Linked DNA regions of Mus musculus: regions 1 and 3 are each linked to region 2. The links are chromatin loops, found by intact Hi-C in ENCODE. Cell type or tissue: heart. All regions are shown on one strand.

Region 1 (8,000 bases), 47 kb after region 2:
TAATAAAATTTTTGTGTCCTCCAGTTTTATTTAGCCTTCCCCCCCCTCATGGCACGTCTTTCTTTTTGTGTGTATATGTACATGTCCCATATGTGCATGCGTGTGAACAGCTTTGCTCATATGTGGGTGTGCACGCCTGTGCTTTTGCACTTAGAGGTCTGAGGATGGTGTGAGGGAGCTTCCCTGGCCACTGTCCACCTTAGGTATTGAGGCAAGATCTCGCGCTGAACCCAAAGCTCAGATTCCCTGCCTCTGTGCACAGTGCTGGGGTTACAGGCCTGGCTTCTAAATGCGTTCTCAGGGACCAAACCCCATCTTTCAGCCTTCATGGCAAGCTCTTTACCCATTGAGCCATCTTTCCAACTCTCTCTCTCTAAGTAAAGAAAACATTTGGTTTTGTCTGCTACCTTTTTGACTGTGTGAGGTTTAAATAATTGGCTTTTCCTGTTCATTTAGATACCTATTATCTCCTGGAATTTAACTTTAATTTATGCATTTATAGGCTTCTTACTGGAGGACAGAGACCTTAAGGAAATGTCTGCAGCCACTTACTGTCCAGCACATAATGAGACCAAGTTGCTGGAGACAGAGGAAAGACATTGCCATAGAAATGAGGTTTATGAGGTCCAGGCACCAATGGAAGGGCTTAAGAAGGAACCGCGGGTGCATCTTAGATTGTCTGTAAGAGAGACTCTGGCCCATCTTTGTTTTTATCATGTTCAGAGGGAAGACAGAGCCAGTACATTTCAAGTTCACACAGTATTTTCTGTTCTGTGGCGTGTAATAGGGCACACAGGTCCCCAAACACCCCATGTTCCAGAAGCAGCAAGGCACATCTTTCCTGGGGAAAGAGGTGTTGATGTGGTCTCTTGCCCAAGGCTTTTCCCAGCTCCCCAAAGCCTGGCAGCATTTAAAACAGGTCAGAGAGGCTGTGCGTGTGCACACAGGTCAGGAATAGAACTGCATAGTCAACACAGATCACCATGTGAAATTTTAATTTTAGATGAGCAACGAATAGATGTTTAAGGCAATTACGTACCATGCAGCACAGCTCATGCAAAAGTTGGGAAATTCGGAATTTCCATTTTGGAAGTTCTTTGTAGATAGCTTAAAATAGCTTAAAGTTTGCCATATGGATCACCTGCTATTTACTGTTGGATTTCTTTTGTCTTTTCTTTTCTTTTCTTTTCTTTTCTTTTCTTTTCTTTTCTTTTCTTTTCTTTTCTTTTCTTTCTCCCCTCCCTTCTTCCTCTCCTCCTCTCCTCTCCTCTCCTCTCCTCTCCTCTCCTCTCCTCTCCTCTCCTCTCCTCTCCTCTCCTCTCCTCTCCTCCCCTCCCCTCCCCTCCCCTCCCCTCCTCCCCTCCCCTCCCCTCCCCTTCCCTCCCCTCTCCTCTCCTTTCCTTTCCTTTCCTTTTCTGTCAGAGTTTTTTGTTTTGTTTTTTGTTTTGTTTTTTTTATTTTAATCTCATGTAACCCAGGCTGACCTCAAGTTAGATATTGTGGTCGTTTGAATAGGTATGGACCCCATAGATTCGTGTGTTTGAAAGCTTAGCCAAAAGGAGTGGCACTATTAGGAGCTGTGGTCTTATTGGAGGCGGTGTGGTTTTGTTGGAGGAAGTGTGTCACTGTGTAGGCTTTGAGGTCTCCTATGCTCAGGTTCTACCCAATGTGGAATCTGGTCTCCTCTTGGCTGCCTTCAAATCAAGAAGTAGAACTCTTGGCTCCTCCAGCACCATGTCTGTCTGGACACTTTGATGTTCCTTGCTTCCTTCCATGATGATAATGAACTAAACCTCTGAAACTCTAAGCCAGCCCCCAATTAAATGCTTTCCTTTTTAAGAGTTGTCTTGGTCATGGTGTTTCTTCACACACACACAAAAAAAAAAAAACCAAAAAGAAAAAAAAAAAACGAACAAACAAACAAACAAAAAATCCAAACTAAGACAGATCTGTACTTGAAGCTAGCCTTGAACTCCTGATTGCCATCTCTATCTTCTGAGTGTTGGGATTAAGGCATGCATCAGCCACTCCTGGCTTAAAAGAAAATTATTAGCTTTTAATTTTTGATCCTACAAATTTTGAAAAAAAAAAATCTTTTTTTAAAAATGTATGCGTGTGTGTGTGTGTGTGTGCATAATGTGTGTGTAGGATACCTATGCAACAGTACACAGACGGCAATCCGAGGGTGACTCTGTGGAGCCGGGTCTCCCTTTCCACCTTTACGTGGGTTCTGGGGATCAAACTCAGGTCACCAGGTTTGTGTGGCAGGCACCTTTACCCACAGAGTCATCTCTCCAACCCAAAAGCTCTTTTCAAAAAAGCACCCTGGGTTCCGCCCTCAGCACTTGTACACCCCGCCCCCCACCAGAGGCCTACTAGTTAGGGATGCTCAGAGGTCAGATTACATGCTCTGGTCATGACTGTGCTCCCTCACTGGCTTAACCTGGGACAAGCTTCAGTTCAAGTTGCAGTGGTCAAATGCAGTGACTCAGCCTTGGAGTGAAAACCTACATAATCCCTTTCAGTGCCTTCTAATGGAGCACACTTGTCCTGGCTTTGATAATTCCTTCAACGATACGGTTACACATTAAAACAGAACAACACCTCTTTGGTTGTGGACTGCATTCTTGGGAGGCACAGATGCCGATCGTTTTTTGTGGACTATGGCTTGCAGCTTCTAAAATTTGCTTTCGGAAGCTGGTTCATAAAACCTGCCTGTCTTTGTGGGAGAAAGAAAACGAATCCCTTCATGTTCTTTCCCCAAGGCTGCTTGCCTCTGGTTAAGGTGGTGCTCACACCCAGAGGAAGGAGAAGGGGTTTGAAGGAAGTGGGAGTCAGATTTTGGAAAACCTGTTGAAGGCAGGGCTAAGTGAACTGCACAAAGACCAGTAATGACATCAGGTGGTGGCCCTACCTCCATTGACACCATTCACTTCCCCGCAGCCTCTGGGAGGTCCGTCTAACCCTGCAGACAGCTGCTCCAGCCGGATGACTGCACGTTCCAGCCTCTCCATCAGTCCCGCCATGTCTGTCATTCTAGAAAGACACAGACGGAGATTATGTGAGCATCCCGGAGAGGCAGCAAACTGACACCATCCCACTGAATGGTAGGTAGACGAGAAGATAAACATCACAGGAAGAGACTCCATCACCTCCCGCCATGAGAATGCCTGAAACGGAACATTCTCAGTTCAGGGTTTGGTTTGTGATTTGCTTTCTTTGCTTGTTTGTTGAGCGAAGACCTCTCTATGTAGCCCTGGATGTTCTGGAACTCACTATGTAGAGCAAATTGACCTCAAACTCACAGAGATCCACCTGCCTCTGTCTCCTCAGTGTTAGGACTAAAGGCATACGCTTTTTATTACACCATACCTGGAATGACTTTTTAAAAAAAATATATACTACAAAATCTTGGATGCAAACATTACCTAGTTTTCCATTATTCTCTGCTTTGGGGAATAATTCCCATTACTCCAATGTTGCTGCCTGATGCCGATTTTGTTCAGCACTCACCTAAAGGCCACAAACACATAACCCCAAATTAATATCACCAAGGCATATGAGGCTAAGTGGTGGGAACACGTTTCAATTAGTTATAGTCACCATGTTAAAGCATGATTACCCAGGGCAACTCTAAACCCACTGGAAATCCTTGTTCACCTCACTGTATGAAATTGTGAGTTTCTAGAATTGTGTATTGTCCAGCAGGCAGGGAGATACCATCCCCTCTGGGTATTATTTATTACCAGTTTGCTATCAGTGTTTCTGTGGTGAAATTATCTTCCGTTATAATGATTCTGAGTTACGGAGGTTTTCATTTAAAATATTAAAGGTGGTTACTCTCCTTGTGGAGGCTGCTGGTTACATCTAGGCACATGTTAGTATTGGCCCGGCTGGCTTTTGGAGGCTGGGTCTTAAGTTATCCATTACTCAGGCTGGAATAGAGATGGAAGCTGATCGAGGCATTGGGGATGAAGAAGGGAATCACACCCCCATCATTTTCTGTTTCCAAACACATATTTAACCAAGTGTGTAGGTCCCGTGACTAGTCCTGGACCTTACACAGTCCTCTGTGAACTGAATTCAGTTAACTTATTACTATCTGAGAGCTGTATCTCACTTATTTATGACTACCTTCGGTGGAAATCAGTCTGCGACCACAGAGAGAATAAAGCATGCCGGCTTTAGCCAGAGCCTATGGTTTCTTCCACTCTTAGGAACTTTCCCAAGCATCGTTGTGAGCAAGGGAGGGATGGCATGCTTCCGAAAATCATGGACACAGCTGCCCTGGAGCAAGGATGAGCTGTGTCACCTTGGGATGTGTGAATATTTCAAGAGTTTCCCTGGAAGCCAGGAGAATGTGCGTCTCTGCATTTCTCAGTTTAAATACGATGATCAGGTCACCACAGTTTCCAAACGCAAGCTTAACATCATCTAACCACACGCCTGGCTTTGTACTTCAGCAACTAAATATCAGTAGTCAGAGATGGACGCAGAACTCGTGGTCTATTTTGGAAACCCATCGCTCTGGAAGCTGCCGCCGGCAGCGCTCTCAAAATATGGAACAGGACTCTCTGCACGGCTGAATCCAGCATCTAATCCCAAGGGGTTGCAAAATTAGAAGTTGCTCAGCTATTCTTTTCCTCTTCACGTCAGAGCTTCTGATTCCACTGCAGTTGAAGGGGGTGGGGGTGGGGTGGGAAGGAGGGAAGGATTTAATTGAATCCTTTACATAATCTTCTTTCAGGGGAACTGGGTATCTCTTAGGTGGGCGAGGGCCGTTTGAGAAATGATGAAAGACCCTCCGATCTTTTATTAGCGGTCCATCTGTTCACTTATCTAGGTTCCCTGTTGGTCAACTTGCCAAACATTACTGCCACGGACCAAGTCTCTGATAGCAGGGATATGTATCTGTTTTGTTAGCCAGCTTCCCAAACCACCTCTGGCTCTCCTCCATCAGGACAAGCTGTTTTGGGAGAGCCTGTTAAATTTCACACTTGGGATTGCCTTCCCAGCCTGGGGCTTTTAATCAGACTCCTCAACTGGTTCCAATCTCAAGCTATCTAACAGTGAGTGTCACACACGTTGAGAGACAGCAGGACTCAGCCTATCAATCTGCGGGGCGAGGCAGATTGCTGTGGAATGCCACTCAGATGCCACTTCATGTAAAGTCAGAAAGTCTTGTCACAGCTTCAAATGAGACCAAAACAGGTCACTTAGAGGAGGCTGGAAGGATACCTATAGGTTGAAAATTTAGGAGCACTCTGTAAGAGACAAAAGAAGGGAGACACTGGGATCCACATTAGCTTGTCCAGGGTGACTGATGGGGTCTGAGGTAGCCATGTATGTCTACTCAAACTTTCTAAGTCTTTCCACATTTGACCTCAGCTGCTGTGCAGACTTTCAAGACTAAGCACAGCCAGAGATTCTCCGCATTCCAGCCCATTTGCCTTGGCATTTCAAAACACACTTAGCCAACTTTTGACAGGAGCTGGGCATGAAGAAGGAGGCTGAGGAGAGGCAGAGGGTTGCCACGGCAGATGGGAACACGAGGGTCTGGTGAGGAATGGGTCTGAGCAAAGGAGACAGATGGAAGCGTTTGGACAGGAGGCCAGTGGAACAGGGTGAGGGGGCAAGTTAGCTGTGACAGATAGTCTAAGAATCAGAGAGTTAGCTGTGACAGAGAGTCTAAGAATCAGAGGTAGAACAGGAGGCCAGATTAACAACTGAAGACTCAAGAGTCTGGGTCAGATGGTGTAGCTCAAACATGGCTCTCCAAAATTCTAGCCGCCCTGTCCCTGTGGAGGGCACCCTATAGGTGAGTCCCTACTGCCTATTGCTCATCAGACCGGAGGAAAATGTGGTCACATTCTTATATTTTACACCTTTAAAGTTTTAAAAATTAAATTAATTACTATTTATGGTTGTTTTGCCTGCGTGCATGTTTATGTACCATGTGCATGCCTGATGCCCACAGAGGCTGGAAGAGGACACTGAATCCCCTAGAACCGGAGTTACAGACAATCGTGAGTTGCCATGGAAGTGCTGAGACTCGGACTCAAGCCCTCTGGAGCGGCAGCCAGTGCTCTTAACCATTGAGCTGACTTTCCATCCTCTTGAAGGTTTGTTTTAAGAAACTGTGTTTGAGGGTAATTTATTTCTTAAAACCAAACCAAACAAATAAAACGAAGCCTCAATAGGTAGGCCTGGTTGGCCTGGGAGTCCTCATGTAGACCGGGCTGGTCTTCAATTAGCCTTGTAGCCAAGGCTAGCTTTGATCAGCTGATGCTCCACCTCCTGAAGTTATTACAAATACACACCACTTTGCCCATACTTGATATTGATCTTCATTCCTTGTCTATAAATGAAGTTTTAGAGACTCTATTGAGTATCTTTTATAATGGGAAACTCATCTTAATGCATTATTGCTTTTCTTATTTAAAACTCCCCCTTTGTTGTTTATTTTTTCCATTCCATATGGTTTTTTTTTTCTCTTTTAGATGATATAGCTAGCACACATATCATCTAAAAGACACGGTATGGGAACTCAGTATTAAGTCATGATTGAGTCAGGATGGTTAGCATTTCTATCCCCTTGTACACAGTAATGGTGTGTGTGTGTGTGTGTAGTGTGTGTGTGTGTGTGTGTGTGTGTGTGTGTGTGTGTGTGTGTACGTGTTTGTGTCTTCAAGCTTCCTTCTTGGTTCTTTATGAATTGCATAACAGGTTGTGGTACTGTACAGTTCCTGAATTACAGAACATTGGCCCTTACTGTTCCTCATTCATGTCCATACCCATTATGCCAGCACTTCCTTTCCCTCCCCCACACTCTCTAGCTTCTAATCACCAACACTCAGCTCTCTCCTTCTTGGAGGTTAATATTTTTAACTCCCACAAGGGTCTGGGAGCATGGGGGTTCATCTTGGGGTATCTGGATGACTTCACTTGATATTTCTTCCTATTTCATCCATTTAGGCACAGGCGATGGGACTTTATTCCTTTAATAGCTGAGTGATATTCTTAGAGTGCATGCCTACTCCTTACGTCCTTTACTCAGTCACCTGTAAATATGTGTCTCTGCTGACTCCATATGTCGCCACGTTTTTCCTTTTGTAGAGTTTAACTTTTGCCTTTATCAGAAGGGTATCTTGTGATGTATATACTGATCTTGTGATGTATATACTGCATATTGTTCAGAGCATGTTAGACTTATCCACGTCTTCAAATACTCATTTCATCATGGCAGAAACACTATTTTTTTTCTTCCACCTTTCTGCAAAACTTAGTATGCAATTCTTAGAAAACCACAACAGTTTCCTGTTTATATCTTTTCATCTGGAGGGATGATCATTTTCAATCACCCTTGCCAATTTTTTTTTTTTTTTGGACAATTACCTCTTCATCTCCAAGTAATATGATTTCATTTACGTCTTGTCTGTTTTTTTCCATTTTAAGGCGTGATCCATTGAGTCCCACCAGGGCACACCTGTATGTTAAATGGTCTCATTATTTAATCCAGGCTTGCCTCACACTCAAACGTAGTCCAAGATGGCTTTGGATTCTCAATCTTCTTGTCTCTCTGCTTCCCCAGTTCTGGGATTACAGGTGTGTATTAGCCGTTCAAGCCTACACAGTTCCCTGTATCTTGTCTTTTTAATGTCGCGCTGCCACAGTTCTCGGAGAGTCACATTTGGCTCCTCAGGGCCACTCTGATTCTCTGCTGGCCCTTCTGGTTTCCTAACGCTACTGTTAACAGCGTCTTGGTTTTTCTTTTTCTTTTTCCCCCTCTTTTATTTTCTCACCCTATCCTTTTCTTCCCTTTCCTTTTTTGTCTCTTTGTCTTTTGAGACAAGAGTCTTGTTATATAGCCCAGGCTAGCCTCAAACTTCCAGTTCTCCTTCTTAGTTTCCTGAGAACTGAGTTTATAGGTGTGCCACCACACCTGGTCTAGCTCTTGGCTTTGTAGGAGCTGTAAAATGACCCATCTTTCCCCTTCTCTT
Region 2 (8,000 bases):
GATTAGCTGGCTCACAAGTTTCTAGGTGTTCTCCTGACTCTACCTTCTATCCTCCGTGGGATTACCAGAGTTATGGATGTTTGCTGCTGTGCCTGGCTTTATGAAGGGTCTTGGGGTTCAACCTAAGATCTTCGACCTTGCTGAGCAAGTCGTTTATCCTTGAAGCCATCTCCCCAGCCCACGACTTTCCATGTGAGAATATGCAGCTACGATATATTAGAACCTCCAAATAGCCAACTTGATTAGTATATTTATAACCATGTCTAGGACTCAGAGCAATCTTCCCTCATTGCAAAGGTTTGATTGTATCTTAGGTTTTATGATGTGGAGTTGGGCTGCTCTGTGCTTTATTTCCAGCTGGTAAAATATAAAGTTTCAAATTATAGCCCTTTCCCAGCGGGCAAAGATAATCCAATTTATGACTTTCCAAGAAGAATCCTGTCCAAATTCAACTCTAGGATACTCGGCCAAAGAAAATGATGGAACCCCCCGTTGTTTGACTCGTTTAAATCCAATTTGTGCGATGTGCTGGCCATTATTCCATATAGAGAGCCCATCTGCACAGCAATGGAATAAACACTGAAGTTCTCTGATGCCATTTCTGTAGTTCAAACTGCACCATTGCCTGCTCGGGAGGTCAGAGATGGGACACTTACAACAATTTCACTGCCACAAGAAAAGCACCATCTTTCACAATTTACATGAAGACTCCTCACAGGGAAGAAACCCCTTAATTGGCACCTTTTCCCCCCTATAGCATTTAAATATCAGGCCAGCTGGATCCCCACAGCCCTTGTGAATTTAATCAGCAATGTGCTTCCCAGAATGTATAGTCTATAATCACCCAGTGCTTGAGCTACATCTGTCACCCAAATCTGCTTGCGATCATTTGTCATCCTTAGCGCTCTTCCTCTAGAAGAGTCATTCCACGGCACCCTCAGAGGCTCTCATTTCATAAGAGGGGACAGTATCGTCATCTTGGAGTTTAAGGGCCTTCCAAACATCACAGGATTGTCCTTCTTATTCTCCCTTACCTAAATTCCTGTGAGCAACATTCTTTCAAGGCTCAAATTATGTGACTATTATGTGGCTACAATTTCGCCAGTTGTACCCCAACTTGTATTTCAAGCCTTACCAAATAAACCTCCAGACATCACTTTTCCTTTGTGTGCGCACGTGTGTGTGTGAGTGTGTGTGTGTGTGTGTGTGTGTGTGTGTTAATGGGCAACTGGATGATACTAAATAAAAATGTCACTTTGCTCCGCTTCCCTGCCTGAGCCACTGTGGCTCATTAACCCAGCTTTTATTCTTTAAACCAATCTAATGTGACCAGGAGCCTGAGTCATCTTTGTATTAAACTCGAACATTGCTAAGACCACAGTGTGTCATAACAACAAAGACACATTAGCTTGAAAGGTACTTGAAGCTCCTAGCATGTCTTGTGGAGGAGAGAAAAAAAATGTGCACAGAACACTTAACTGGGAGATGTTTCCCAAACGACACATGAACAAGTCACTAGTGTGGACACAGGAAGTGTTAACTACCAACCTAGCTGCCCAGGAAGTTCAAGCTACCATAACAGAGCATCAAAAGGCAGATAAGGGGCTGGGGATGTGACTTAGTCCATAAAATGTTTATAGCACCAGAGAACTTGAGTTTGTGTTTTGTAGCTTCTACATAAAGGTGAGGTGTGGATACATAGTATACTATCATCTGTAGCCCTGGGACTGGAGGCAGGGAAGTCAGATTAGCAGAATCAAGGAGCACAAGGGCAATGAGAAACACTGTTTTGAAAAATAAGGTGGAGGGCTAGGGAGATGGCACCATGGATAAAATCCTGCCAGCATGAAGACAGGAGGTGGGATTGCCACTAAGCACATGAGAGTGGCTGGATATGTCCGTGTGTCTGCAATCCTAGTACTCAGAGGGCAGTGATAGGGATAGCCGGACAGCTGGATTCCAAAGTTCAGGTTCAGCAAGAGACCCTGTCTCAGAAAGGAGAGACACGGCAGAGGACATCTGATATCAAACTAGCCTTTGGGGCTTCATGTGCATTTACGCACACATGCTCCCTTATACATGCTAACACACACACACACACACACACACACACACACACACACACACACACACAAACACACAGCACACTCAGTCCATACACAGACTAAATAAGGTGGAGAGGAACTGGGGACGAGAGTTTATGGTAACCTCTGGTTCCCACATGCATGTAAACAAACACATGCATCAACATAAACATACACACAAAGGGCACTAATATGTTCCTTAGTGAATGAGGGTGCTGGTGATGGGGTGTGCACATATGTGTGCACAGGCATGTGCACATGTGCTCTAAGTTTTCAGAGGACAGCTTGCTTGAGTCAGTTCTCTCCTTCCAGGAACAGACCTCAGGTCATCAGGTCCCACAGCAAGCGCCTTTCCTGGCTAAGCTATCTCACCAGTCCAAAACACGGGACTGAATGGACCGTGAAAATCACACTACCAACATCCCTTTCTCACAGAGAACAATAATCGCACAAATGAAATAATAAATGATGTACAAGTGCCAAGGGCACTGACTCTGTCAGAGCAAGCATCCAATAGCTGTTTGTTTAAAAAAAAAAGCTTAGAGAAGAAATTTGCTGGGTTGAAGATTAAAGAGGGCTGGAGTCTGAACAGAGACTTGCAGAGATGGAGAGGAACTGCTTACGGGAGCATCTATCTCAGAAGTGATTCCAGACACCGAGGCATGACTCCCACCGCAAGTAATTCATAAGATCTGTCAAAAGACATTTTTTTCCTCTATTGTTTACAAAAGGGAATAAGTATCAAATCTGGGGGACATTCTCGAGGCATTTGTCACCAGAAACTAAATATTAAGCTATGCTGGGAGAAAAGCCGTGCAGAACAGAAAGGGAAAGAATTAATTAATAGGCTCTCTCTCTCTCTCTCTCTCTCTCTCTCTCTCTCTCTCGCCCCTGTCCACGGTCAAAAATTCTCTCTCAACCGGTTTGAGATGTTCTCTCTCTCTCTCTCTCTCTCTCTCTCTCTCTCTCTCTCTCTCTCTCTCTTCCCCAAACAAATGGGTATGAGGAGCCTCTAGCATCCAAGTCAGGAAATAAGTTAAAAAAAACATGTAAAAGGAATTTTGGTCTCCATTCTCCTGGCACCGTTGAGAACGTATCTGTGAAACTCTCTGGAAGGCAGAGTGCATCTCAATGAGCTTGCTGCATGTACAGCAGTCTGTCTCATTGGGAAGACAATTATATAAAGTTTATTCAGGATGATTTTTTTTTTTTAACTTTAGTACTCAAAGGAGCTGCATTTTCCATTGAGAGCTGACGAAAAGCATGGTATGGGGAAAACTCCGGTGAGACCCTCCCTGGCTGGTATACGTCAACACCGATAGCAAATGGTGGTCTGGTCATGTGATTCATCCCCCAGCACATACAAATATAGAACATGACCATAAATAGTAACGGACTGTGCCCTGGCTAGCTAATTTATGACGGCGGATCCAGATCGGAATGCCAGCTGGAACTCCCTTCTCCTCGTTGGCAGGGTTCACAGACACAGGGTTGTAAGAAGATGGAAGCTCTGTCCAGAGAGGACCACTTCAGTTATGGCTTGCTGAAGCAGGAGCCAAGAAGCAGATCTGAAGAAATGGCTCTTCCAGGGCAGCTAAGCTTTGGTGAATGAGTCAGCAACTTCTTTTTAAAATCTGATTTTTTTGATTCAGGTCTTAAGAGAGTGGTCTTGTAACCTTCCCGATTTATTTATTTATTTATTTATTTATTTATTTTTAAATCGGGTCTACGATGGCCCGCAAGAGGCCATTTCTTTTTTTTTTTTTCTTCTTCTTCTTCTTCTTCAGTAAAGAATGGTAAATAGCTGATAATTATTTTATAAAGAATTCAAAGTTATCTTGACATCAAACAAACAAAAAGGGTAACGAAAAATCATCTTAGTCAAATAAATGCAGTTTTATCCCTTGGTTGGCCTTTATCACCAACTGCGGTCTGAAATTCTAACAAACTTGGAGTGAGATAGTTGAAACAAAGGAAAACCTCTTTCTCCCTGAACCCTTCACCCCTCAGATAATCGCCCAGATCCGCAGTTTGTGCTAATCACCTCACTTCCTTTGGACAGCCGTTCTTTATCTGATTCAGGTCTTACACAAAGGCAGATGAGCTCATGCCGCCTTATCAGATCGAAAACAACAACAAAGCCACCCTGAGTGACAGTTCAGCAGGACAGGATCTTAGCAAATCCTCTCTGCCTCCACAGCCCTGAGCTTCCAAATAGCTATAAAGCTACCAGTCCCAGTCAGCGCTCACAGCTCGTCACCACTTTATGCTGCTAAAGCAAACAGTCTGGGTAGAGACTGTCAGCACCTGCTCGCTTTTGGATCAGCCTCCTCCCCGCATCCTGATAAGCCAGCGATTAGCTTTCCTGTTGGGATTCAGTCCTGCCTGCTTAGCTTCGGGCTGTCAACTCCAGCAGACCCTGATGCTATCACACAACCGACATGTCTCTTTTCCTTCTAGGGCGTTTTAGTCTTCGTTCGCCCGCATCTCTAGCCAATGTGGGCGGCAGCCTTCAATCATGAGCCCCTGTGCAATTGTTTAGGTCCTTTTCACGCCGTGTGCAGCAAAACTAATAGGAAAAGCAAAGTCAACCTTTCCTTTCCTTATTTCTCTGTCTACAACATGGAACACTACCCATAAGGCTATTGGTTACAAAACCCAAGCTGCTAAGCCAGGCACAGTGATGCATGCCTGTAATCCCAGCACTGGGGAGGCCGAGGCAGGAGAATTGCCATGACTTAGAAGTTAAGCTGGTATATATAGTGAGTACCAGGGCAGCCGAGAATACACTGCAAGAAACTTGGTTCAAACGAAACCAAAACCAAATATTACCCAGCCTTCTATCAGGAAGACAAATTTTTGACCTGTTGTATATATATATATTATTTAGCTTTAGTTTGCATGTTTCTACAGAAATTAAAGCATGCGTTACTGCCCTCGGGTGCCTTTGAGTTGGTCACACAGGGAATGCATTCATGAAGTGAGCATCTTGTGTCAATTTGAAAAGGAGCCACTGGTTAGATTCTGAGTAGCTACACCTCAGAGTGGTCCATCCAGGCCACACTATGAAATGAAGACAATTGAGCAGGATAGCGCAGAGAAGATACGGACAGGGTTTTACATTTAAAATTTTTTTCTTACAGTTTTTCTTTTCTTTTTTTTTTTTAAAAAATGTTTTCAAAATAAATGTAAAAATTATGTATTTAGAAGTCCATTAAAATATGGGCTGACAGACAGCTAATTTGGTTAAGTGCCTGACATGTACTACTTCGGCATTATGAAATATTGAGCAATTATGTGACTTCTCATGGCCCCGGTGAACCACGGGCAAATGAGGCTGGACTCAACTACATGGTGTGAAAGGAGCTAGGAAGTGTTTGTATAGAAACAGCTCTACAAGAGTAGCTGGTCTCAGACACACACCCAGGCCCCCTAGCACCCCACCCCTTACCCCCTAACCCCCCAGCCCCCCATTTCCCCACACCCCCATCACCCCACTCCCCTACCCCCTCCCAGCACTCAGGAAGCAGTCAGCTATGGTGCTGTGTACCTGTTGTCACAGTGTTGGGGGCTAGACAGCCTGCCTAGCATGATCACTGAGACATGCCCCCTGTCCCCCCTTCTCCCTTCTCCCCACACACACCAAAAATTATCCTAATTTTATTTACTGTCTGGTCATGGGCCCTGACAGCAGAACTTAATGAAGCTAATCATGGCTAAGTCCTTCAAGAAGACTCAGCAGCTACGCCATGACGCTTTCTGGGCATGAACTTCAGACACACTGCAGAGTTTGGCCTTGTTCAGTCATTTGCTTTTTCCCTTACAATTTCCAGACCTGCCACTAACACCAAGTAATTTACCCCAGACACGCTCTGAGATCAAAGCCACATGACTACTTCGGCATTATGAAATATTGGGCAATTATGTGACTTCTCATGGCCCCGGTGAACCACGGGCAAATGAGGCTGGACTCAACTACATGGTGTGAAAGGAGCTAGGAAGTGTTTGCATCGAAACAGCTCTACGCATGTGCAAATGCAGCAAACACATCCAACTGTTGGATTTTTTTTTAAAAGCTGAGATGGTTAATTTTCATTGTCATCTGGATTTGGAGTCACCTAGGAGCCGCCATGTTAGGAGTATAGGTGAAGGTATTGAAGGATTTAACTGAGAAGGGGAGACCCAGCCTGGCTATGGGTAGCTCTCTCACCCCACATGCCCACTGGCTGACATCCCTTCCTCATCCCACCCCCCACATGACGAACTGCACTCTTAGACTGGGGGCCAAACAAATCCTTCAATCTGTCTTTAAGTTGCTTTTGTTGGGTATTTTGTTAGAAATGAGAAAAGCAACGAAGAGTAAAGCCTTTTTTTTTTCTCCCCCCAAGATGGCTGGGGAAATGCCCTTTTAGCCTAGAAAATTCTTGTAAGTCTTAAAAAAAAAACTGCACTTGTGCTCTGAGAAAGATTTCTCTATAGCCAGATGAAGAGATCTACTCTGGTAGTCTTAGATGCCGGGAAAAGCCGTTAATTCCTCCTTCTATGCATCCCAGTGGATTGAATTTTCTGACTTTGTTTTGCAACTAGGAATAGCCAGTCTAAATGAAGATGACCTAAGATGCTTCCAGCCCAGCCCAGCCCATTAAAATACTCTAGGAAGTAATCCTGTAATCGTCTCACCTAAGTCAGAGCTAAGGATCTAACAGTGGTGGAGGACTCAAGAGAGAAGATGCCCACTCCTTGAATGACCAAAGAATGAACCATAACAAACGCCAGAGTAGACCTTCTCTGAGAAGGAAAGGGTTACTCCGGTAAGCTTTTGAGATATGGTGACTGCTTGCTGAAACGGTTGGACTATACTGACTAACCCTGGGCTCTCTCTAAGTCACCTGACCCTTTCCTGCTTTTTCTCATCGAATCCTCATAACTCTAGGGATTACTCTTCATACCTCAAAGATGAAAAAGCACAGCTTAGAAGCTTTAATTGGCCGTATTGCAGGTGGACTACTTGACAAGTTAGTTTGGCTACAGTGGCTCAGTGGAAACATCTGGTGGATTTAGCCAGGTCAATTCTCCAGTAGCTACTTAGAAAAAGACAGAAGATCCTTACAGCTGAAGAGATGAGAGAGTTTATTATTCTCATATTTGGATTAGTGGAGCTAATGTGTACAAGACCTGGAAGTCAAGTCAGGGTGGGCCAAGTCCAAAGTTTCTGGTCTTGAATACTCTTTCAGATTTTGAGCTGGGATTGGTATTATTTAGGACACCCAGCACCAGAGAAGTGGAGGCAGGAGAATTAAGAGTTCAAGGCAAATGTTGACTACATAGCAAACTCAGAATTAATCTGGCTTCTATGAAACTGTATCAAGAAAATGGACACCCAAGTATAAACACAAGCACACACACACACACACACACACACACACACACACACACACACTCATTTCCTTAATTGATATATAAGAACATAAATATTATACCTAATTTTGGGTAAAATATGATATTTCAACACATATATACATATACACATATACTATATAATGTTTAAATGAAGCAGAATAGATCTACCTCTGCATGCATTTGTCATTGGTTATTAAGTATTTTCAATCCTGGAGATCTGTACCTCTCATGATCCCAAATAATTAGCTGAATCCCCAAGGCTACTGCCTGCAAGGCTTTCTTGCTCTGCTTAAAATGGATGAATATTAACAAATTTGAAGAGTGCTCCAGGCATTGGGAATCTTTATGAAAGGTGAGCTGAGCAGAGGGGGCTCTGAGCCTCCTTTCTCTTCTCAGTTTTCAGTCTGTGCATGCAATGAGATGGAAAGAAGAAATCCTAAATCTCTGTCTATGCAGACGAAGGCACTATTTCAGCTTAACACACAAGTCCAAGGGATGGGGACACAGCTCCATGGT
Region 3 (8,000 bases), 69 kb after region 2:
ACAGGAATGAAAGGTGAATGTGGTAAAAAAAATACTTTGTAAACATATATGAAAAATTTTAAAAGTAATAAAAATATTGTATTTAAAAATACACTAAAAGCCGGTGGTGATGGCCCACAGTTTTTATCCCAGCATGGGAGGCAGAGGTAGGTGGGTCTCTGAGTACAAGGCTAGCCTGGTCTACAGAGCAAGTTCTGGGACAGCCAGGGCTACACAGAGAAACCTTGTTTCAAAGAAACTAATCAAGTAGAAGAAAGACACTCCAGAGTCTTTTCGCAGCCCCCCTGCCCCATCCTAGCCAATAATAACTGATCTGTTCATAAAGATTTCTTAGAAACAGTGCTCCAGGAGTGGTTTCCTGCATTATGTGGTCTTTTTCATTACGTGGCTTCTTTCACTTAGCAGGATGCTCTCAAGGTTCATAGTATGGCACCCCTTTCTGTAGACACACCTATGTGCACACAGAGGTCAGAGGTCAATGTCAGATGTCTTCCTCAGTCACTCTCCTGTATCTGCTTCCCCACTGCTGGGAACCCATGCACAAGCCACTGCACAGGGTTTGTAGGTGGGTGCTGAGGCTCAGACTCAGGTTTTCATGACTGAGCCACAAGCACTGAGCCAGCTCTGCCTTCCTTTTTAATAATACACCATTGCACAGATGGACCACATTTTCCTACCCATCAGTAGATGGGTTTCCTCCCCTACCTCCCTAGTGTTTCCATCTCTTAGCTGTTAGCATTGTTAGCACCAGCGAGGCTCGGTGTATATAGTTTTTATGGTCCCTCTTTAAATTTCATTTTTGGAGGCAGGACTGAGATTTGAACCCCAGGCCTTGTGCACGGTGCACAAATGCTCTTCCGATGAGCTACACTGCCAGTCCCGTGGATAGGTGTCTTTTTGCCATGGTTGTCTTCACCTTTCTCTTGAATGTAGACTTAAACAGTGGAATTGCGAGGTCACTGAAGGAACCGGGATTTTTTCAAATTAAACACATCATTTTATATCCCCATCGGCAGCGTTTGAGGGCTGCAATTCCTCCACATGCTCACCAGCACTTGGGATGATCTGATTTTTTAATTACAGTCACACTAGTCAGTCTGGCATGAGATCTCACTGTGGTTTTGATTTGCAATTACCTGATGGAATAAGGATGTCGGGCATTAGCCAGGCAGTGGTGGCACACGCCTTTAATCCCAGCACTTGGGAGGCAGCCTGGTCTACACAGAGAAACCCTGTCTTGAAAAACAAAAAACAAAAAAGCAAAAAAGGATGTTGGGCATTTTTTTTTTTTTTTTGAGACAGGGTTTCTCTGCCCTGGCTGTCCTAGAACTCACTTTGTAGACCAAGGTGGCCTCGAACTCAGAAATCCGCCTGCCTCTGCCTCCCGAGTGCTGGGATTAAAGGTGTGCGCCACCACGCCCAGCATGGCATTTTTTCTTTTCCACAGCTTTAATGGCCATTCATCTGTCCTCCTTGGCACACTTTGATATTAGACCATCTTTTATTAACAAATTAGAAAGGCTGTTTATATATTGTGGACCTGAATCTCTTATCATATATTTGATCTTATGTATATACATGTGTGTGTGTGTGTGTGTGTGTGTGTATACACATTATATTTTGAGAGTTACCTATTTACAACTCTTTTGTTCTCATGCCCGCATCTACACTTGGCAGTAAGTTCATGGTCGCTCCCTTAAATCTGATGCTCATAACTTATCTAGGCTCAGCATATTCTGATGTATAATACAAAATTGATGAATCAAGACTAAAACTAAACCTTGGGATAAAGATATATGTTAGGAGATATTCAAAAGGAAATAAAACACCACTGTGTCAAAAGTAAGTTAATGTTGTTCTTGTGAGTATTTAATTTCTGGGCATAATTCAAGCAGTTGGAGAATCTAGCCGTCTGAGACTCTAGCCCAAGGTGGGAAGATGCTCTCTACTTTCAGGAGGAAAAAAAAAATCAAACAAACAAACCCCTAAACTACTTCTCTTCTGTTTCCTTCAACCTTCTTCCTGTAAACTAAGTGTGTATGTGCACATATGCCTGTGTTTGTATGTGTATGTGTGTGCTTGTATGCATGTATGTGTTTGTGGTGTGTGTATGTCTGTATGGTGTGTGAGTGGATATGCTCGCATGTATGTGAGTGCAAGTGTGTGTGTGAGTGTGTGTGATAGAGGAGAAAAATTGCTACTGGTGAAAATCAACTAAATTTCAAATTTCATATCTGTTAACACAATGAAACTCGCCGGTACAGTCCTCTCCATATTCTCCTCGTCCTCGTTCGATTTACAATAGCCAAGCTGAGTAGTTACTAAGTCGACCTTGAGGGCTGCAGAGCCCCTATTTACCATCTAGCTCTTTAGCCAGGAAGTTAGGGAACCCCACACTCCCGTCATTCCAACAAGCTAAACAATGTCTTGTGGAAAACCCCACTTCCGGCTTGCAGAACTGGTTGGTCACTATCATTTCTCACAGTCAGCTTCTTTTTTTTCCTCTTTGTCTTTGAGTCTCACTTGAGCCTAACTTTATTAAGGATTTTCAGATTCGAGGATCCGTGGAGAAATAAGTCTTTTCTTAAGAAAAAAAAAAAAAAGGTACAGTCTTGTCAAGATACCGTGCTCTGACTGCAAGTGATCGAATTAATTCTTTCCACCAGCTTTCTGTACCAGCTTTCAGTCCCTAACCACGCAGAACCACCCCGAACCCCTCCCTGCCCTCAGCAGGCTTGTATTCTAACAAAACCCCAGCAAATCGAAGTCACTCCAAAGGTGAGACAGACACCACTGTTACTTTCCACAAAGTGGTCCCAGCTACGTCAGCAAGACTTCTGAGACACCTTCGTTAGGTGTGGCAGTGCCTACCAGTAATCCAGCACTCAGAAGCCGGAAGCAGGAGGATTGTGAGTTTGAAGTCAACCTGGGCTAATGGCGAGTTCCTGGCTAGTCTGGGTACAGAGTAAGTCCGCCTCTCGGAAGCAGAGGAGCACACCTGTAATCTCAGCTCGGAAGCAGAATGATTGCTAACAGTTTGAGGTCAGCCTGGGGTTCCATGGCAAAGCTCTGTCTACCAACAAACCAAGCAGCCAAACGAACAGGCAGTGCTCTCTCTGCAAGCAATTCTGATAAACTCCCCCCCCCCTTTTTTTCTTTTTTCTTTTTCTTTTTCTTTTTCTTTTTTTTTTTTTTTTCCGTTTGTTTCTGCCTTCTCCTGATTACTCAGGCCAAGACGCAAGTCTTGGCTGTACAAAGTTCACCTCCACTTGGTAAACTTTTTAGACCTAATTCTAAATACAAGTCCTAAAAGCACAAACTCACATAAAGAACGCCTGGATTCCGACATGACTTAATGCACAGCCTCTGTGGTGTTGATGAGAATAAATAGTCTCATGTGCATGGCGGGCCATCCGCCTAAAGATGACGACAAGATTGCTGATGTCACAAACAACCCCCTATGGGACAGTCAGAGAGCTGCTGAGGGGTACCATTTTCAGAGCGGTCCCTTCAAAGCATCAGTTGCGTGTGCATTTTTTAGAAGTGACTCATGGCCTCAAGTCAGATTCTGCAGAGAAGCCAGGTCCCTTCCTTTCCTTCCAGCACCTTCGGATTGAGGTGGCACTGGCGAGGTCTAATTCAATGACACCCACCCGGGAACCCTCAGAAAGCTCAAAGCAGAGCAGTGGAGACCCCTTGAAGTTAGACCGGCCTAGGGTGCGGTGGTTGTCGGCGGGCAGGCCATAGGTGGCCCTCCAGCCCGAAACTCGCGGTCCTCAGCGCCAGGCGAGCAGCTGGAGCGCTGGGCTGAGCTGACCCAGATGAGGACTGCCCCAGTGTCAGATCCCCGCATCACAGATCCTCACATCTCCGGTCCTCACTTCCCTTGTCCTCACATCTGGGTGGCCTCAGATCCCTGAGTCTGCTTCGCCTTTCTTCCCCGCGCCCTGGCCATCTCCCACCCTACCAGGGGCGCGCAACTTGAGAGCGCCGGCCTTGGGTGCCGGGTGTCCAGGCAAGCCCCCCATTCTCCTCGCCGCCCCCCCCCCCCCCGTCCCCCTCCGCGTTCCAGCCTGACCTGCTGTAGAGCTCAGGTCCTGGCTTCGGTGATGCAAAGCCGGCTCCGGCCACTTGCGCCCTCCTCCCGCAGGCCCGGTGCTGCCTCCGCCTCCCCCCTGCACGGGAGCCCGAGTCGGTCACGCTGCTCTCGGGGAGAGTCGCCCGCAGCTTCCGGCAGCTCCAAATACAGACGGGCGCGGGAGGGGCCGGGAGCACCCAGCCGAGGGCGGGGGTGGCAAGGAAGGGAGCAGAGAGGAGACACAGATGGGCCGTGGGAGAAGAGAGATAGGAGGGCAGAGGCGATCGCCGGTGCAAGCAGGAAATGCCTTCGCCTCCTCCTGCGGGTTTGCAAAGAGCTCTGAAAAGGTCTGGCGGTCCCTGAAGGGGGTTGGGGGTGGGTAGGGCTGCATAGTGACCCGCACAAAGAGAGGGAGAATGGAGCACCTCGAATATCCTCCAACTCAAAGAAAAGGATAAAGGAGAGCAAATGCATGTATCTCTTCAGATAGATTGTAGATCTGGGGCAAGTAACTTATATACAGAAACTTTAAAAAGTCATCTGATTATTTAGAAACGAGTAGAATCCTTGGCCGGCCTACTCCAGCAACTGTTTTACTTGTAGACACTGCCCCTTATTTTATATATGTATGGTCTATGCTGACGAAACTGGAAGCGTTTCTCTCTGGTTAGCATAATTAGACAGAGAGGATCGATTTTCGATTTTCATCTGAGTCTGGAATACTGGACACAAAGCTCTTCACTGAATGAATGATTGTCAAGGGGAAAAGCTGCAGACGAAGGGAGGGGGAGAGAGAAATGTAATAGCTTATGTTCTTTTGTTTAAAATTTGAGAAAGTGTCTCCCTACAAAGCCCTAGCTGCCCTGGGACTTGCTGTAGAACAGGTTGTTCTTGAACTCACAGACATCCTCCTGCCTCTGCTTCCAGAGTGCTGGGATTAATGGACAGATCCACTATGCCTGGCCCTACAGATATTCAAAAAGCAAACTCTCAAAATTGTGTAGTAAAGGGGATTCTGGTAAAGCCAATGTTCCCTGTTGTCTTAGGGTTTTATTGCAGAGAACAGACACCATGACCACAGCAACTCTTTTTTTTTTCTTTTTCTTTTTCTTTTTCTTTTTCTTTTTCTTTTTCTTTTTCTTTTTCTCTTTCTTTTTCTTTTTCTTTTCTTTCGTTTTTTTTTTTTCCCTTCGATACAGGGTTTCTCTGTGTAGCCCTGGCTGTCCTGGAACTCACTCTGCAGACCAGGCTGGCCTCGAACTCAGAAATCCACCTGCCTCTGCCTCCCAAGTGCTGGGATTAAAGGCGTGTGCCACCACGGCCCAGCGACCACAGCAACTCTTATAAAATAAAATATTTAGTTGGGGTTGGGTATTAGTCAGAAGTTCAGTCCATTATCATCATAGCATGAAGCCTGTGGCACGCAGGTAGACATGGTGCTGGAGAAGCAGCTGAAAGTTCTACATCTTGATCTCCAGACAGCAAGAGGAGACTGCATACCACACTGGATATAGCCTGAGCATATAACACCTGAAAGCCAACCTCCACAGTGACTCCATCAGCAAGGCCACACCCACTCTAAGAAAGCCACACCTCCTAATCATGCCACTCCCTTATGGGCCTAATGGAGCCAGTTACATACAAACTACCACAACTGTCGATGTTAAAAATCACATTTAACTCAGCTCTTGGTGTTGTCAAAAGCCCACAACTGTGGAGCCATGCCTAGCAGGCACCTCTTGACTCTCTTTTGTCTGGAGTAAATGGAGACCTGCTTATTATTTGTGCTGACACATGTGCTTTGAATGAACACATATACTGGGCTTTTGAGACAAGGATACAGGCCAGGCTGGCGTAAAACTCTAAGTCCCTAAACTCACAGCAATCCTTCTGCTTCCACCTCCTAAATGCTGAGACTACAGGCATGCATCATACCTTCGATGCACCAGCGTCCACAGTTATCCACAACTTAATCCAACACTTCTTGCTACTTAACCCAGCTGTCCTTCTGTGTCTGGGGAACGGGTCCCAGGGCCTGCTGCAGATATCAAGATATGAAGATGTGTAAGACTGCTCTATAAAAGGCCATGGCATGTGTGGTCACAAACTTCTGCAACCTTCTTGCACTCTGATCGCATCCAGATGGCTTTACAGTTTTTACAATATTACATATTGGGATATGTTATAAATGCCATGTAAATGGTGCATTGCAATGTCTTGTTTGTGTGTGGTGGTCAAAGAGAAGAACGAATGAAGCATGTTCAGTGTGTTCAGCCCTATTCTAACGTCTGTTCTTCTTTACATAGGACAAAAGTTTTGAATGAACTTTTTTTCTGTGAATCTCAACGTAGTAGCTGACTCCAGCACCTTGAAACTCAGCCTGGAGGAGGGAAGATGTCTCAGTTGGCAAAGTGCTAACCTTGCAAGCTTGGTGAACCAAGCATGCTCTTCAGACCCCATATACAATGTGCACACTTCTAATATGGTTCTAATCCCAGGGCTGGGAAGGCAGAGACATGCAGATCCCTGGAGTCTGCTGGCCCACCAGACTAGCCTACTTGTACAACCTCGGACCAGTGAGAGATGCCTTGTCTCAGAGCATGAATAGCTCCTGAGGAACAAAGCTCATGGGTGTCCTCTGACCTCCATAGCAACCATATGCACAAACATCTGCTCTCTCTCTCTCTCTCTCTCTCTCTCTCTCTCTCTCTCTCTCTCTCTCACACACACACACACACACACACACACACACACACACACACACACATCTAGGCTTCTGTAGTTTCTAGGGTCTCCTGAGGTCTTGTCTTAGTCTTCTGTGTGCTGTAAAGGAGCGCCTGAAACCGGGTGCTTTGACAACATGCCCATTTGATGGTTTATAAACGATAGAAATGTATTTCTTGTGGTTCTGGAGGTGGGGGACTGTAAGACCCAGCAGACTAGTATTTGGCTTCCAGGCTGGCAGGCACCCTTGCTCACATAGTGGAGAGCAGATAGGGCAGGCAAAAAGGGGATAGATAAATGGTGTGCCCTCTCATGGTTGAGGAGCAAAAGAGATGAGTGTTCCTCATAGACTGTTATTGTTGTTGTTTTTAATAAAAATGTTACTACTAGATTTATTTATTTATTTTGTGCGGTATGTACTTGCATGCATGTGTCATAGCACATATATGGAGGTCAGAAGACAACTGTAGGAGGTTTTTTTTTTTTTTAATTCATCACACGGGGCCTAGGGATAGAGAGGGTGACAGATTCAGCACCAAGCACCTTTGTGTATTGAGCTACACACCTCCTGCCAATCTCTTTGTGAGAGCACTGATCCCAGCCCAGAGGGCCAAGGCACTCAGGATTCCCCCTCTTCAATGTCTCTGATGCTTTAATAGTCTGGCCTCTGGTATTTTGGAAGGTATGAGCATTTGACTCTGGCGGGTTACGTGTGTAGGGCTGGTTTGTAGGTTGCTAACCACTGTTGAACTTGCTTGGTGAGAATTTCTCCCCTCCTAGGGGTGTGTTAAATGGAGAGCAAGTGAGTCTTTTTAAATACTCTCAGCTAAGGAGCAGTCGTGATGGCCCATGGAGACAGAGAGGGCCCCTGGATTCCAGAGTGTTCCTTCAGAAGAATCTATTCTAGGTGACCAGGTCTCTCTGTGATTCCTGTCCCATCTTCATGGCTACTAAGACCACTGAGACTGGACCACTGGCCATAAGTGTTTGATCACAATCTCTTTTGCTTCACTGGCAGGGGCTCTCCCTGGCAAATAAAAACATGCAACGAACACGGTGTTCTTCCCCATGGCTTTTCCTGGTCCTCAAGGAGGCCAAGAAAATGACGTTGTCTCTCCAGTAACATGCCTGCCTTTTCTAGAGCCGAAAGACCGAAAGAGCATGTTGCCAATGTACTGCAGGGCTTCATGGTGTTATT

Evidence for each region. Hi-C counts contacts between places; a loop is a spot of excess contacts. Peaks named below come from ENCODE experiments on the same cell type or tissue, not always from the same donor. Only the 100,000 strongest peaks of a DNase experiment are listed, where the experiment ranks them.
Region 1: a loop joins it to region 2, with 2.2 times the contacts of the local background. A loop is called at or near these places in 2 of 42 quality-filtered maps.
Region 3: a loop joins it to region 2, with 3 times the contacts of the local background. A loop is called at or near these places in 2 of 42 quality-filtered maps.

What each region holds. Positions count from the first base shown.
Region 1 is chr13:46,520,451-46,528,450 of GRCm38, reverse strand. It overlaps Cap2 (CAP, adenylate cyclase-associated protein, 2 (yeast)), which reads right to left. Exons shown (of 13, transcript NM_026056.4): 2 at 2,915-3,036. The coding sequence starts at 3,035. Among named protein-coding and RNA genes, the nearest start is that of Cap2, 23 kb to the right of the region's middle. In heart, no CTCF peak of the experiment used is centred here; DNase peaks (open chromatin) are centred at 4,540, 4,960 and 5,480; H3K4me3 peaks cover 673 bases; H3K27ac peaks cover 3,972 bases.
Region 2 is chr13:46,567,677-46,575,676 of GRCm38, reverse strand. All of the region lies in intron 4 of Cap2 (CAP, adenylate cyclase-associated protein, 2 (yeast)), which reads right to left. Among named protein-coding and RNA genes, the nearest start is that of Cap2, 70 kb to the right of the region's middle. RefSeq lists an enhancer at 1,328-4,357. In heart, no CTCF peak of the experiment used is centred here; DNase peaks (open chromatin) are centred at 3,486 and 4,386; H3K4me3 peaks cover 1,083 bases; H3K27ac peaks cover 4,638 bases; H3K27me3 peaks cover 750 bases.
Region 3 is chr13:46,498,290-46,506,289 of GRCm38, reverse strand. Cap2 (CAP, adenylate cyclase-associated protein, 2 (yeast)) reads right to left here and starts at 4,387. Exons shown (of 13, transcript NM_026056.4): 1 at 4,079-4,387. LOC115488182 (a long non-coding RNA gene) reads left to right here and starts at 4,340. Exons shown (of 2, transcript XR_003950691.1): 1 at 4,340-4,425; 2 at 5,557-7,193. In heart, CTCF peaks have their summits at 3,467 and 4,148; DNase peaks (open chromatin) are centred at 3,679 and 4,229; H3K4me3 peaks cover 2,948 bases; H3K27ac peaks cover 3,181 bases.